Linked DNA regions of Homo sapiens: region 1 is linked to region 2. Evidence: read pairs that join two places in POLR2A ChIA-PET (ENCODE). Cell type or tissue: K562. All regions are shown on one strand. Each heading gives the region's core, and the rest is flanking DNA. Links, peaks and the distances in the headings are about the cores only.

Region 1 (7,797 bases), core at 1,518-6,517, 390 kb after region 2:
GCACATTTTGTTTATGCACTCATCAGTGAGTGGACATGTGGGTTGTTTCTACTTTTTGGCTAGCCAGCTTCCTTTTTGTATTCCAGACATACCAGGCTACCTTTTAGCCTTTGTCCTCTTTTCAAGTAGCCACTGTTGGTGGGATGGGAACCCTTTGCCATCTTCATTGTCTGTCCTGGTCTGCCTGGCAGTTCCTTCTTCTTTTGAGTTTTAGCTTTCTCCTTTATCTATCAGTCTCTTAACGAGTTTGGTAGGAACTAGGTCACAGGACCTTTAATAAATACTCCCTGGTAAATTATGAAAGGTTGAATTTCTGACCCTGCAAAATGAAAGACCAGAGCTTTAATAGTGAGTGCACTAAGTTGGACTTCCCTTTGTGTTAATTTGGACCCTCGGTTAGACATGCAGGAGAGTTGGAGAGTTTGTGGGGGATGTAGTAGGGGAGGGTCGAGGAGTCTGGGAAAGCTGTCAGACTATGATACAGATCTAACCTCTGGAGAAGAAATAGGAAGGAGGGGTGGGTAGGAAAAGTCTTGTGCAGTTCTAAGATGGTTTCAGCTAGACCAAAGTGAGTTGAGCCAGAGTCACCTGTCAGAGGAGCCCTGCTACATCAGCCATCATAAGCAGTTCATGCTATTGCCTCTTGGCCTCCATCTCAGCCATCGTGGCTGCTGTGCTCATGTGCCCATTATGCCATTGCTGTGGTAGCCAGTGACAAAGGCCTGTGAACCGGGTTAAGTCATTTCGTCTGCTTGCTTTTATATGTGGCAAGGAATTGGATCACACAATTATGAGGGCTGGTTAGGCAAGCCTAAAATTCATGAAACAAGAGCTGACACTGGTGGGATTTCTTCAGGGAAATCTGTTTTCCTCTTGAGGCTTTCAACTGATTGGTTGAGGCCCACCCACAGTATCAATGGTAATCATTACTTAACTGATCGTAGATGTTAACCAAATCTACAAAATCCACTACTCCCCCGTTATCAACGGGATATGTTCCAAGACCCCCAGTGGATGCCTGAAACTGGCTAATGCTGAACCCTACATATACTATGTTTTTTCTGTACATATATATGATAAAGTTTAAATTATAAATGAGGTACAGTAACAACAATAACAGTAAAACAACAGTTATAACAATATACTGTAATAAAAGTCATGTGAATGTGGTGTTTCTCAAAATATCTCACGTATGTGATATTTTCCGACAACGGTTAACCACAGGTAACTGAAACCACAGATAAGGGGGGATTACTGTACCTTCACAGCAACACCGAGTAGCGTTTGATTGAGCAACTGCGTACTATAACCTATGCTGAGTTGACACACAACAGTAACCATCACAGTTTACTATCTTGTCTGTGGAGGGGTTCGGGGGAGCAGCTTCAGAGGTTTCCACATGGCCTTCCTCACTATGACAGCTCTCACTCCAACAGACTAAGGAGCCTTTTCCACATGGCCTTCCTCACTATGACAGCTCTCACTCCAATAGACCAAGGAGCCCTGGGGGCATTCATTACTCCTACTGCCAGGTCAATTCCAGTTACACACTTAGGGCTAGGAAATGACCACTGGCTGGGTCAGCAGCAGGCCCACCGTGAATCCTGTTTTGGCCAGAATTTCAGTTATCACTTGGCCTCCATAAGCCCCCAGTCTAACCAGGGCCGTGATGATGCTTCCTGTCTCTAGGTATCAGTCAACTTAGATCTTGGGTCCAGTGTTCCGCCAAATGTTTGAGTATTCTCTCCCCAGTGTACATATACCCAAGTAAGTGGCTGTAGGTCCCTTTGGGGAAGTACTGGGCAAATCATTACATACTAACCATTGTCCTTCCCAGGGATCCAGCCACCTCTTTCCAGACCTGAAAACTGGCTGAAGTATGGCAGCTAAGCAAGAAAGTAGGACTTTTTATTGGGGCAAGCTCCCTTAGCCTCCTGCTCCTCCACTCCTCTTCAGCTTGTAGATAGGGAGCAACACGCTTTTTGACTTGCTCCTAGGGACACCATGTTCCATTAGCCATCTCCAGAACTCCCTGAAGGTAAAGCCCCCATGGCTGTCCTTCAGACCTTGTGGTTCGCTCTGGTATTTGTGGCCTCCTGCCTTCTGGAGGTTAAGCACTTCTGTCTGGTGTCTCTTACTCTGGGGCCCCATCATCCCCTTTGACACTGATGAGCACAGCTCTGTGATGGTCTCTCACTGTCAGCCTTGGCGTGCAGAGGTGGCCACCTCTGAACTTAATGATGCTGGTGTCCCTCTCACCAGTGCCTTCCTGCTGACCTCAGTGCATGAGGTCTCCCCTGCCCCCCCATGGAATACTGTCTTCTGGTGGGCTTTTGACTTCATGTAATCTGTCCACCCCAGCATGCCCACTTCCCTTCATTCCTTCCTCTGCCATCTGCCAGGGCAGCTTAGGTGTTTCTACTTGGCCCAGCATTGGCCATCGCTTTCACTGGGCCTTTGAGATCCATCTTATTAGAGGCTGCTCACCCGCTGTGGGCCTTGCCAGGAGGTTAAATTGTATATCCTGAGAAAGGGCTCCCAAGTCTGAAGTTTTGCTTTTCTGGCTCTCTTGATATAGTACCTGTGAAATCCAAACCCAATACTTCCTTGACTTCTGCTAGCCTATGCCAGCTAATTTTTGCAGCTCTTTGGTGTATGTTCCCTCCTTTATTAGGGCCAGTACTTTCTTAGCCAGTTTCTGCTGGGATTAAACCCTAGTTACCAGTTTAGTAACCAGAGAGAGAAAGAGAGGGGCTGGGGACAGCTGTGAGTGAGGCACTGGTTGCCTAGTGTGGGGAGCAGCGTCTGCAGCATCTTCTGGCACAGGGGAAGTGCTAGCTCTTAGTAGGGAAGCGTGGGCCCCTCTGCAAACTGACAGTTGAACCAGTGTGTTTGCAGAGCCAGCACCCTCAGAGGCATCTGCCAGATGTTCCCATCCCAAGTCTTTCCAACCACATGAAGTCTTGTGGCCCTGACTTCAGCAGAACGGATCTGCTATGTGATAAATATTGACCGTTACATCTCTCTGGACTTGGGCAACTTGATCACATCTTCTCTTTGGCTTAGCCATATCCATTCCTCCACTGCAGGAGATCAGGGCCTCTTTGTAAGCTCCATGGAAGCCCTTTGGCTCTCATGAAACAGCGTTTAGTTGCTTGTTAACTGTCACCCATTTCTCATTACCTGTTGCAGGGCATCAAGACAATTTAATAATACTCTTAAGTTATCTAGCCATTTCCACTGTCTTTGCAGGCCTTATCCCTCCCAGATTTTCAAAAGTCTGAGCCAGGATACCTGCAAGGCCATTCTCCCAGTTTTCCCAGGTTATCTCCACAGACATCTTTAGCAGTTGGACTACCACCCTGTGCCAGTGTCCATTTTACCAAGCAGGCAGCGAAGCCATCCCAGAACCCCATCTCGCCATTGCCTGTATTCTTGGACCACCACCAGGACCATTCATGTTAGTTTGGGTTCTCTGAAAGGCAGATGCCAAGATGAGATTAGATGTATGAGAGATTTACCAGGGGAAACTCCCATAGGGAAAATGGGGAGGGAGTCAGAGAGAGCCTAGATAGATGCACATCTAACCCCTGTGGAGGACAGAGAGAAGGAAGGGTGGGTAGGAAAAGTCTTAGACTACGGGGTGCAGTTCTCAAATTTGTTTTTATTTCGTTTCATTGTAAATTGACAAATTATAATTGTACGTATGGGGTACAAAATGATGTTACGATTTATGAATCATAACACCATTTGTGGAATGAATACATCAAGCCAATATTCAAGTGATGCAGTTCTAAGGAGGTTTCAGCAAAACAAATGTGTTTCTCAGGAGGGACGGTTCACCACGGGCCCTGAGTGCCCCTGCACGTTCTTGGCGAGTATCTTAAACTAATGCGGAACCATTGCTGCAGATAGTCACTGTAAGGAATTTAAAATTGTATTAGTCTTGTTCAGACTGCTATGTAACAGATATTGACTGTTACATCTCCCTGGACTTGGGCAACTTGATCACATCTTCTCTTTGGCTCAGCCATATCTATTCCTCCACTGCAGGCTTCAGAAGCAATGGTAGGCCTGTGACCAACAAATGACCCCATGTGGGCTATGAGCCTACATGGAGAACAAACACCCACTAGTCCTGAGAAACTTCAGATAAGAAAGGGAGTATGCTGTGGAACTTCTCAAACCTCGAGAATCTGGCCAGTTCTCTAGGTTTCAGAACATCCTGAGACACACAAAGTAAAACCTTAAGCATTATTGATTAAACTTTCAGAGCTGCACATTTGCACGTTAGCTGTTAATTTTAGCTAGGGTGAGCAACACCCTTGTTGACTATTGCTCCTAGGGACACCATGTTCCATTAACCATCCCCAGAACTCCCTGAAGGTAAAGCCCCCGTGGCTGTCCTTCAGACCTTGTGGTTCGCTCTGGTAATATAAGCTGGGACCCTCCAATTGCTCTCTGAAGTCTCACCCATGGAGTGGACACACTGCCGGGGACCTGTTCCAACTAGGACTCCAGATGTCTGTATCCAGGACTTCCCAGCACTGCTTGATCTGGGTGTAGGTATTCTCCCCAGTTTGTTGAAAAAAAAAACAAACAAAAAAACCCGTATTTTCCTTTTACTTTTCCCTTTTCTCCTACTTTAGCTTTTGCTAAGTTAACTATTATACTCTTTTGTTATGTTGATCATTAAACTTTGAACTGCATTTGAGTGTAATATTGCAGTTTCTTTTGCTCGTGAATCCTCAAACCCAAAATGATGAAAGTAAAACTTTCAGCAAAACAGTCACATAGGCAACCAAGTAGGGCAAGGTGACCACAGTCTGACTACTATTTAACTGCTCACTTCCCAGGGGAGGGGCATTGGCCACTTTGCTCATTACCCAAAAAGTCCTGAGCCCCTTGATCCTAGGTTCCTCAGCTGTGATTCAACTGCCTGTATGCGTAGCGTCCATCTGAGCCTGTTGCATTGTCCCGTGGCACTTGGGGGCAGGGGAACTGGAAAAACCATACTGATGCTCATGTTGCTTGCTGTGTTGTAATAAACTGTCTTGTTTGAACCCATTAAATTTCACTGTCTATGTTCTACACCTATGATGAAGAAATGGCAGGTTTTTTTCTGGTCATTCTCTATGAGATGGGGGCTCTTCCTTGACAGCATCCCTGACCCAAAGTCATGCGTTAGGGGAGTCCTTTGCTTCATAGAAATGGCCTGACTTAGTGTCTCTGCCACACCAGGAGATGCCTGTAGAAAGTTTGGTTTTGGTGAAAATGCAGTGATGCATGGTGAGTTTCAGCCACTTTGGATTTCAGCTGCAGTAGTGTTGAATTTCAGAGCTCAGTGGTCAGCTACGCTCCCTGCAGTCAGAGGTCTGAGGGGCACAGATATATCTTGCTCTAGGCCCAGCCTGAAACAACTCACTAGTCATTGACTTTAATTAACCTTTGGGAACTGTGAATGTTTACTTGTTCCTTTCATGAGTTGACTTCACAGAGGACATTTGGAATTCATTAGTGGACAAATTGCTAGTGACCTCAAACCTAAACAGCCACATTGAGTGAAGTGCTCATGAAGAATGCTTTTTAGTTTTTAGCATATCAATATTTTTTTTTGATGTGGCCTAATTAACACCTGAATCTGTCAGTCTCTTTTTTTGTTTGTTTTTGTTTTTGTTTTCTGCTTCCTCTAACGTATTGAGACATGTACCTAGTAAGTACCTGTCTTGGTAGTTTATGGACTCATGAATCCTAAGTTGGAAATAATCCTTATCTGGTACAGGCCATTCCTTCTGCAAACATGTTTTGAAGCTCTTTGAAAGAAGTAACGTGGTCATCATCTAAATGGGTATTCTAATGAAGTGGAAAGTGCTCCCCATGGTGCTGTTATGACCAAAGAATAAAGTCAAGCATTTCCTGGTGTCTTTTATCTGAAAATGTAAACTTAGAAGATATAATTTGAGGAGTGACTATTTGCACTATGAATGATTTAACCTAGACTTCTTCCTCAACTCAATAAGTGGCCCCTGAGTTTTGCAAGTGTTACTGGAAACAGCACAAAATAGATGATAAGAGCAGGTCATATTTTTCAACAGGAAATAATGAACAATTACATTTGTGATAAGCATTTGGTATTCTATAGCTGAAGGATGATCAATAGTAAGTCATCAAAGATACATTGGTCCCTAGATGGATCATTCAAAATACTGAAGTTATGTGTCAGGGGCTATAAAGTGGCAAAACCATAGGACACATGTGAATTGTGTTACTCTAAACTATATGCTTGTCATACAGATGTATAGCCATTGGGATGTATATTTAATCTCAAAACAATTCGCTCTCTAAAATGAACATCAGTCAAAAATTTGGTTCCTTTTTGTTGGCTTAGAATTTAAAAGATTACTTTGGGGATGATTGAAGATGACCTAGCCTCTTTAAAGAAGCTGTTCAAAGAAGCCTGAATGAATGTTTTCTTTTTTTAAAAAATTTTTATTTCCATAGGTTTTTGGGAAACAGGTCGTATTTGGTTACATGAGTAAGTTCTTTAGTGGTGATTTGTGAGATTTTGGTGCATCCATCACCTGAGCAGTACACACTGAACCCAATTTGCAGTCTTTTATTCCACATCCCCCTTCCACCCTTTCCTCTGAGTCCCCCAAGTCCATTGTATCATTCTTACGCCTTTGCATCCTCATAGCTTAGCTCCCACTTACAAGTGAGAACTTAGGATGTTTGGTTTTCCATTGCTGAGTTACTTCACTTAGAATAATAGTCTCCAGTTCCATCCAGGCTGCTGCAAATGCCATTAATTCGTTCCTTTTTATGGCTGAGTAGTATTCCATCATATGTATATATATATCTCTCTCGCAGTTTCTTTATCCACTCGTTGATTGATGGGCATTTGGGCTGGTTCCATATTTTTGCAATTGCGAATTGTGCTGCTATAAATATGCGTGTGCAAGTATCTTTTTCGTATAATGACTTCTTTTCCTCTGGGTTTTTTCTCATGCCTCATGTGAACCTGAGGCATTTGATGTCATTCCATTCACTTTAGGCTGGGATTAGGATTTGTTTAAGAAATGATATTGGTGATGATGATAATATTTCTTTGAGAGGAAGGCATTTATTTACAAGCAGCTAATCACAACAGCAAAAAACCTTCATGATTATTAACTTAAATACCTAAGTTTGTTAGGTTTTCATTAGTATACCATATGATTGTTAAATGATAAAGTATACTGTGTAATTGTTATCAGAGTGAACATCTTACTTTGTGTGCTGTTTTCACTTATACATGCATTTCTATGTGTTCATATTATCACTGTCCTTGTGATTTTCAGTTGCTATGTAGTATTCTTTTCTGCTGATACACCACACCTGTCTCCCACTTGGATTGTTTTACTTTTTTTTACAATTAATAGTACTGCTATGAACATTTTAATATTGACCCCCTTAAAAATTTTTCATTTCCTTTAAGGTTTCCTTGGACTGTGTTCTCTAAAGTAGAGTTACCAGGTCCAAAAGTGCAGATATAACCCTACCTTGTCTTACTTGCTGTCAGATTGCTTTTCAGAAAGATCAAATTTTTAAAACCACCATCACTGTAGAGTTCAAGTGTAATTCTTTCTGTACATTCCTGGATTTGATCATTTTATTATTTTTTGCTTCTCAGAAAGATATATTGTGATACCTTCAATTTATTCTAATTTACATTTTCTTTCATGGCAGGTGAAGCTGTCTGTGCATTTTTACTATAGTCTATTTTTTAAATTTTTTCTTTTTCTTTCTTTTTTCTTT
Region 2 (7,797 bases), core at 1,657-6,656:
TGCACCTTTTAAAATGACTTTGGGTGTTTATTCACTGGCTTTTGAACGCAGACTCTGTAGACCTCTTTAAAGTGATGGGATGTGGACGCCTATGGGGATTAGCTGGGGCCCTGGACTCAGTCCAAAAGAGCCCCTGTCACCCACTCTGGAAGGCAGTGCACGGCCCCTTGCCCCTGGTCCCCCACTCTGGGCAGCTCATGCCTCTAGGTCAGAAACGGGACACATGGCTCAACCCCTGGAGAGCTTTCTTAAGAAGCAAAACTGACCTCAGACCTGACCCTCTACCTCTCCACAGTGCCGGAAGCTGCCCAGTGACCCCCAGGAATCCACCAAGAAAAGCCCCAGGGGGGCTTCAGATTCAGGAAAAGAGCACAATGGAGTCAGGGGAAAGCACAAGCACCGGAAGCCGACAAAGCCGGAGTCCCAGTCTCCAGGAAAACGAGCCGACAGCCACGAGGAAGGTAGGCCCCGCGGCCCTGGCCCTCTGGGCTGGGCTGCAGAGGGATCCCCAGGGCACAGTGGTGAGGGCAGAGGGGCTCAGGCGCTGACTCCTTCACTCTGGAAAAGTGAGACTTCTTCACTGTGGAAAGAAGATATGATTGACCCCTCTGAAGTCTAAGGTGAGCGAGCAAGGATCGGGGGCCCCTTCTGCTCCTCCTGGGTGCTAGAATAAGGCTGAAGGAAGTGGTTTTCCGACACAAACACCAGGCCCACAACACAGTAGCCGACCCATTTCCCCGCGATGGGTCTAGGCTCAAAGAAACAAGTTTAAGGAGAATTTAGACAAAAACCACGGAATGGGGGTTCATTACGCTGTCTTCTTTGGGTATACTGGAAAACTGCTATTCTGAAAGGACAAAAATAAATAGCTAGTTAGCTAGGAGAGTTTAGAGAAATCTTAAACGTTTATTATCATTTAGGGACACACAGGATATCTGGGATGACGGGGCTGGTATGTGTCCCTAACCTGTCCGTTTTGCCACTAATAGTTTCTGGGCACCCTTATCAGGGAGAGAATCCCCAGCATTCCTGAGCATAGGAGTCCAGGTTCATGGTCTTGCCCACCTGACGTGACTATGACCTGCCTCTTCTGGTCTGTTCTTTTTTTTTTTGAGACAGAGTCTCACTTTGCTTCCCAGGCTAGAGGGAGTTCAGTGGCACAATATCGGTTCACTGCAGCCTCAACCTCCTGAGCTCAAGTGATCCTCCTACCTCAGCCTCCCGAGTAGCTGGGACCACAGGCATGTGCCATTACACCTGGCTAATGTTTGTAGTTTTGAAGAGATGGGGTTTCACCATGTTTCCCAGGCTGGTCTTGAACTCCTGGGCTCAAGCCATCTCCCTGCCTCAGCCTCCCAAAGTGTTGGGATTACAGGCGTCAGCCACTGCGTCCGGCCTCATCTGTTCTTAGCCGTTTTTTCTCTGTTCACTGGCTCCTTGTTCCTATCTTCCCACCTCACTCAATCCTCCAAGATTCACTGAGGTTGCCCTCCTCTGGGACCTGCTCCAGCTCAGTTAGAACTTTGTTTATTTTCTTTCTTTCTTTCTTTTTTTTTTTTTTTTTTTTTTTTTTTTTGAGATGGAGTCTCACTCTGTCACCCAGGCTGGAGTGCAGTGGCACAATCTTGGCTCACTGCAAACTCTGCATCCCAGGTTCAAGTGATTCTCCTTCCTCAGCCTCCCAAGTATCTGGGACTACAGGTGAGTGCCACCACGCCCGGCGAATTTTTGTATTTTTAGTAGAGTCGGGGTTTCACCATGTTGGCCATGCTGGGCTCGATCTCCTGACCTCAGGTGATCCACCCACCTCGGCCTCCCAAAGTGCTGGGATTACAGGCGTGAGCCACCATGCCCAGCAGAACTTTGTTGAGGTGCAGCAGCCTCAGAGTCCTATGGGCAGTGGGGCCTCCTACTTTCCTACTTTCTGGCACACCATCACATTGATACTGTGCACTGCCTTTTCTGGTATCAGCAAAAGCGACCAAACTCTCAGTTTTTAAAAACCACCTGGAAACACTCATTGTCTACAAGAGACACATATGTGATGGCCACGTAAGGGGAGTGAATAAATGTAACCCAGATTAACCACAGGGTAAACACAAACTCTTTCTCAATCTTTCCCCCGAGCCTCACAGGTGGGCTTTCTGGTCTTTAAGCTTTGATTGTAACATTTCTGCCTTCTGTCCCCAAACCACACATCACTCCAGGTTCCTTGGAAAAGAAAGCAAAGAGCAGTTTCCGTGACTTTATTCCTGTGGTTCTGAGCACCCGCACGCGCAGTCAGTCTGGTGAGTGAGACTAAGGTGATGGCCCCTCTCAGCATCTTCTATGAAAAGAGAGATCGAAATCTGGTTGAGCAGTTTTACCATGGGCCCAGGTGTCGAGTTGGGAATTTGATTCACTGTGCCACAATGCCCAGCTCCTTGCAGAGATAAGAGAGCCCTGGGTGGGGGCAGGGGACAAATAGTCCTCAAATATTGCCCACTGTTTGAGGATTATTTGTTCAACTTTTCAGAGCAGGGATTTGACATCTCTTGTTGGGAGCTGATGGTGGAAAGAGGTAAGGCCTGTGCCACTCGGGAAAGCTGGTTCAACTCCAAGCTTTGGCACCTCGTCATTACTGGGGCTAATCTCAGGCACAGACATTTAACTTTCTACCTTGGTCTTATTGCCCTATGTGACAGGCAGCCTCAAAGTTGGAAAAGTCATTGAATCGTCAGGGCTGGCAGAATCACATTTGGCTCCCTGAATTTGTGTTGGTCAACCTCTAGGGACTAAAAAAAGCTAGCCCTTTCTAGCCACCACTACCTTCTGCTAGCCTCCACACTGGTATCCAGGGCTGGAGATAGTTGTCCCAGTTCACCCAATTTCCATGCAAATTGGATAGAATGGGGAAGCAAGGTATAGTGTAAACTCAGTTATCTGACATTCTAGTAACCGGCACCTTAGCACATGGCAAGCGAGGTGGTAATTGGGGCTCATAATGATGGCCTGGAGGCCTTACAAAATCCTGAAGTGTCCTCTGAATTATCAAAGAGCAATTACATTACAGCCAGTCCCATTTTAGTGTTAAACACATTGTACTGTATTTGATTCTTTGGAAATTGGTGATCCCTTTGTGATCTCTATGATGATTCTGTATTAACCAGAATATTAGATTAACCAGAACACTTTGTTTTGCCTAGTCTATATAATGGAAAATGTGCTGTTATTTGCTGTCTTTTAGCAGTGTGACTAACTTGAAGCTTTGGTCAAGGGCTACTTACTCTATTTGCCTCGAACCATTTCTTTCTTCTGCTGACTTCGCTTGGGTCTGGGGACTGTTGAGTTAATAGCTGGGCCTTGGGAGAAAGATGGTGGTGTCTCACAGCTGCTTCCGAGGAGGAAGGTGTCAAATCTCCTGTAGTGTGAAACCAGGCCAATTTAGGATGTACTTTCGTTGTTAGCAGAGTTGAAGGAAAGAGTGGAGAGAGAAAATGGCCTCTTGGCAAGGTGGCTGAGGAAGGCAGGAAAGGTACCAATCCATCCTGGGGTGGTGGGGGAGGAGGGGGAAGCGCTTGCCCAGCGGTGAGGAACAGCTACAACCGGGTGGAGGGAGGTGCCTGGGAGGAAGCTCCACCCCTGAACTCTTGGCAAGTCGGGAGGAGGTGGGGTCAATTTAAGGGAAGTGGGCGTGCCTGGGTGCATTTGGGCGTGACCCAACCAGGCTCTGTCACAGATCACAGGAAAGGGACTCCTTCTTGCTTCGCTTTTCTTGAGACTCTTCTCTTGTGATGATTCTGCTTGGCCGGGGTGGCTCTGTCCCCAAGATTGGTGGTGCCACAAAAGGAGTATATCCTCCCTTGCCCTGTCTGAGACCCCAATTGCCCTCTCCTAGCCCCTGATTTCCCAGGGACCCGTGGCCCTCTCCTGCCCTTCACAAAATACTTGGCACTTTATAAGAGCTAAGCAAGAGTTTTGGGTGTGGATTCAGGTGACACTGTAACGTGGATGAGTAAGGGTGTGTGTTTTTAATACTTGATGTTGTCTGGTATATTGGACTCTGTAAAGCACATATGCGTGAAAAATCTTATTTGAGCCTCAAAACAGCCCTGTGAGGTCAGTAAGGGGAGAACAGTATCCCCATTTTATAGATGAGGAGACTGCACTGAAGGAACTTTCCCGAACGGTACAGCTAATAACTGGCAGAGCCTGAACTTGAACCCAGACCTTCAAACTCCTAGTCCAGGGCATTCACTTCGACACCATGCTTTGTCCTTTGAAGAAGTACCTGACCATCCTCTGTACATCCCATCCACAGGAAGCATCTGTAGCTCCTTTGCTGGCATGGCAGACAGTGACATGGGAAGCCAGGAAGTCTTCCCCACAGAAGAAGAAGAGGAGGTAACCCCCACCCCAGCTAAGCGTCGAAAGGTGAGAAAGACCCAACGGGACACCCAGTATCGCAGCCACCATGCCCAGGACAAGTCTCTGCTGAGCCAGGGCCGAAGGCACCTGTGGCGAGCCCGAGAAATGCCCTGGAGGACAGAGGCTGCCCGGCAAATGTGGGACACCAATGAGGAGGAGGAGGAAGAAGAGGAGGAGGGCCTGCTGAAGAGGAAGAAACGAAGACGGCAGAAGAGCCGAAAATATCAGACTGGGGAGTACCTGACAGAGCAAGAAGACGAGCAGCGGCGGAAAGGGAGAGCAGGTAAGGCTGGCCAGGGGCTCTGCTGTCGCCGCGGCCCGTTTGGCTTCTGGGAACCCTCGGGCATCTCTACGCCAGCCAAAGGCTTCGGGACCCAGAGAAACCCGGTGCTATGATCTCCAGCTGCCAGAGGGGGTCACTCAACTCCAGCTCCGAGCCTTTGGCTTTGGGTTGACATTGAATGAGTTCGGATTGGCCTGCAGGTGAGCGGAGGACATGAAGGCCCAAGCCCTCCGGTTTCTTATAGAAGTCTGAACCTGTGGGCAAGGCCACGGTGACATCCTTGGCATGGGACAACTGGATACCAGGGAGTTCTCTGGTTGGCTTGAGGGAGTCGAGTCTTTTGGGAGGACGGGTTCTCTCTCCTAGAATCTTGGGTTCAAGAAGACAGAGGGCATCGGCTGCCTTTCCTGGGATACTTGCAGCCTCTAAGCTAAAAAGAAGTACAGTGGGTTCTTCAAACCAACAGAAGAACTTCAAGTAGAAACGGGCACAGCATTGCTTTATCCGTTAAAGCCACAGTGATTATTCAGAGGCGGAGTGAAGCTTTGAGGTGACCCAAAGTAGCATCATTTTTGTTGGACCTGAGTTGAGAAGGCAGGCAGCCCAAAGAGAAAACCAGGCTTTCTCTGACCACATCAAATGCTGTGATATACCATTCCGGAGGCACAGACTGTCACAAGATGCTAATATCAGTATGTTCCACTGAGTACTGTTCAGGCCCATTCCTATAGTGGATTTCTAAATGAGCAAAAAGCACATCTTTGGGTTTTATAAGAACACCTCTGTCTCTCACTCTCATTCTCTGACCTCTACCCTGGAAGCAGCAATTGATTGCCTCCTATGATGTATTCATCCTGAGCTGCCGGTAAACATCCGCTGTCTCCTTATTAGCTAAAACTGAATAACCTCATATTGAGTGGGTAGTAGAGTCCAGGTTTGCTATAATGCAAAGACGGCTTAACCTCATTTCCGGCTCTGTTTAAGTGGAGGTGTATATGATACCCATCTCTACGCTCAAGAGAGTAATTGAGCTAATTTTCATCAACTATGTGACAGAGTGGGAACAATTCTCTTTCTTCTGCTAGAGCAATAATAGATTGGTCAGGAATGAGTTGTCAAGCTGTTGGCCTCAGCCACTTGTGTTAGGATGAAGAGGAGCTTTTGTGTATCACCTAATCTTCTCTAATGGCACCTGGTTTCCTAGCATGGAAGCTTCCTGTGGAACATATTGGCGCTTGGAACCAGAAGGACCTTCGAGGTTGCCTGGTCCAGTTTGCCACCCAATGCAAAGATAGAGATCTCCACAGCATTCTTGACAGGTAGCCAGCCAGCCTTTTCATGAACACACCTCCAGTAACGCAGAGAACACCACCAATCAAGGCATCCTACTTGATTTGGGGGCAGCTCCAGTTGTTGGAAAGTAGGTCATTCTTCCTCTGTGGATGTGTCTAAGGGTTTTGCATTGAGGCAGCTGGATTTGGCACATGGTCTGGTTACTTTCCTCCAGATCTGATGATGGCATCTTCGTGCAGGAATTTGGCAAAGGCCAAATGAGGCAGGTTACCCTGCTTCTGTCTGAGCCTCCTGACTTTTCTTTTCATCCTGGTTTTGGTTATCTCCCTTCTTGACCTGCGGAGCAGGTAGGCAGAGCCACTTCCACTCACACACCTGCCACCTCCGCTCTCTAGTCCTTTGTGGGCTACTATAAAGCCTTCACTTCTCTGCAATTGAATAAACACCCGAGCCTGCCCTGCCCTGGGTAAACAAGGTGGGGGGCTGTTTCTTTGCCTGTAGCATTGAACACTGTAATATGACTTCTTCATGTTTCCTGGGGTCCTCACAAGGCATGGTTCTGTTCCTTCCTCTTTTGCCTCAGCCCAAATGTGTCGCATCAAAAGCTGGAGTTTAGAACATTCTGACTGGAAGTGCTATTAGAGACCATGTAGTACAGCAATTCCTGGACAGGCTATGGGGCCCCACTAGCGGGCTGAGGCTAGCTGGGAGAAAGGGATGGCATGACAGCTGGCCTTCCAGGAACTGTGCATAAGCTGCAGCCAACTCCTTGTGCTGAAATGATGGCTTCCACATCTGGATCTGCCTTTGTCAATGTCACATGTGAGAGCCCGTGTCAGGGTTGAGAGAGGCGAGTTGAGAACTCTTCAATCTCAGTCCCTTCATTTCACTAATTGCTAGGCATGGTGTTCATTCCTTTGGGGAGGAAAACACACGGGCATGGCTCCACCTCAAGAGCTTGTGCTTAAATAACACAATAATGATGTCTTACTTGTTATAACACTTTTTGAAAGGGGTTTTGCATGTATTATCTTATTTAATTCTCATACCACTCTTGTGATGTAGATTATATTCTCCCCATTTTACAGATATGGCAACTGAGGCTCAGAGCAATTAGGACTTGAGCCCAGCCAATCACACAATTGATGGCCAAGCCAAGCAGCACTAATCTTGAGAGATGAGGTTAAACACACAGTCGCCCCTACACACGGGGTTAGGACAGACCCTGTGGGATGAAGCTCTTGATAATGGAGTTCCCGGCAGGCCTTTTTGAAATTAGAATGTGCTTTGTTCAGCAAGCTGTGGCTAAATTAGAGATGTTGCTGGTGTGTTCTAGTGACACCAGTGACTTGATTTTCACCCAGAAAAGGCAGCAGGTTTCTGCCCTTGACTGCCAGCTAGGTAGGCTCATGATGCCTTCTAGTTTCAGGGAGTTCCTGTAGCTTTGATCTTTGTGTCCTCGGAGAGTGACAAATGGGGCAGTCAGGTGAGTAGAGCTGAGGCCATGAAGGCAGCCTTCTACCTTTTCCTCCCTGTTCCCCATGTACTTGATACTTAATGTCAGCAGGACCACCAGATTTGCTTTCATACGGGACTGGAGAAACAGACAAAGGGAATGGGAAAAAAGCAAAAAGAAATTCTGATTTGCTCTGGGCTCTGGGAAAAATCCTGTTAAAATTACCCTTATCTTAGGGCTAGCCAGATGGGCCGCCCCCTGCTGGCAGGGCTGGGAGCTGTCTCCTGCTTGTAGATGAGGGACTTCGATGTTGAAGTATGGTGTGTTCATTCAAGAAGTATTTAGTGGAATAGTCAGC

What was found. Peaks named below come from ENCODE experiments on the same cell type or tissue, not always from the same donor. Only the 100,000 strongest peaks of a DNase experiment are listed, where the experiment ranks them.
Region 1: POLR2A ChIA-PET joins it to region 2 with 8 read pairs; 1 of 35 experiments calls an interaction of 5 or more read pairs at or near these places.

The regions. Positions count from the first base shown.
Region 1 is chrX:130,414,109-130,421,905 of GRCh38, forward strand. No RefSeq gene overlaps it. Among named protein-coding and RNA genes, the nearest start is that of RBMX2, 16 kb to the left of the region's middle. In K562, for the core only: no CTCF peak of the experiment used is centred there; DNase peaks (open chromatin) are centred at 4,103 and 5,373.
Region 2 is chrX:130,020,690-130,028,486 of GRCh38, forward strand. BCORL1 (BCL6 corepressor like 1) reads left to right here. Exons shown (of 14, transcript NM_001379451.1): 5 at 296-461; 6 at 2,208-2,288; 7 at 4,301-4,690. LOC124905216 (a long non-coding RNA gene) reads right to left here and starts at 3,409. Exons shown (of 2, transcript XR_007068333.1): 1 at 3,267-3,409; 2 at 2,209-2,326. RefSeq lists enhancers at 3,343-3,392, 4,493-4,992. In K562, for the core only: no CTCF peak of the experiment used is centred there; a DNase peak (open chromatin) is centred at 3,632.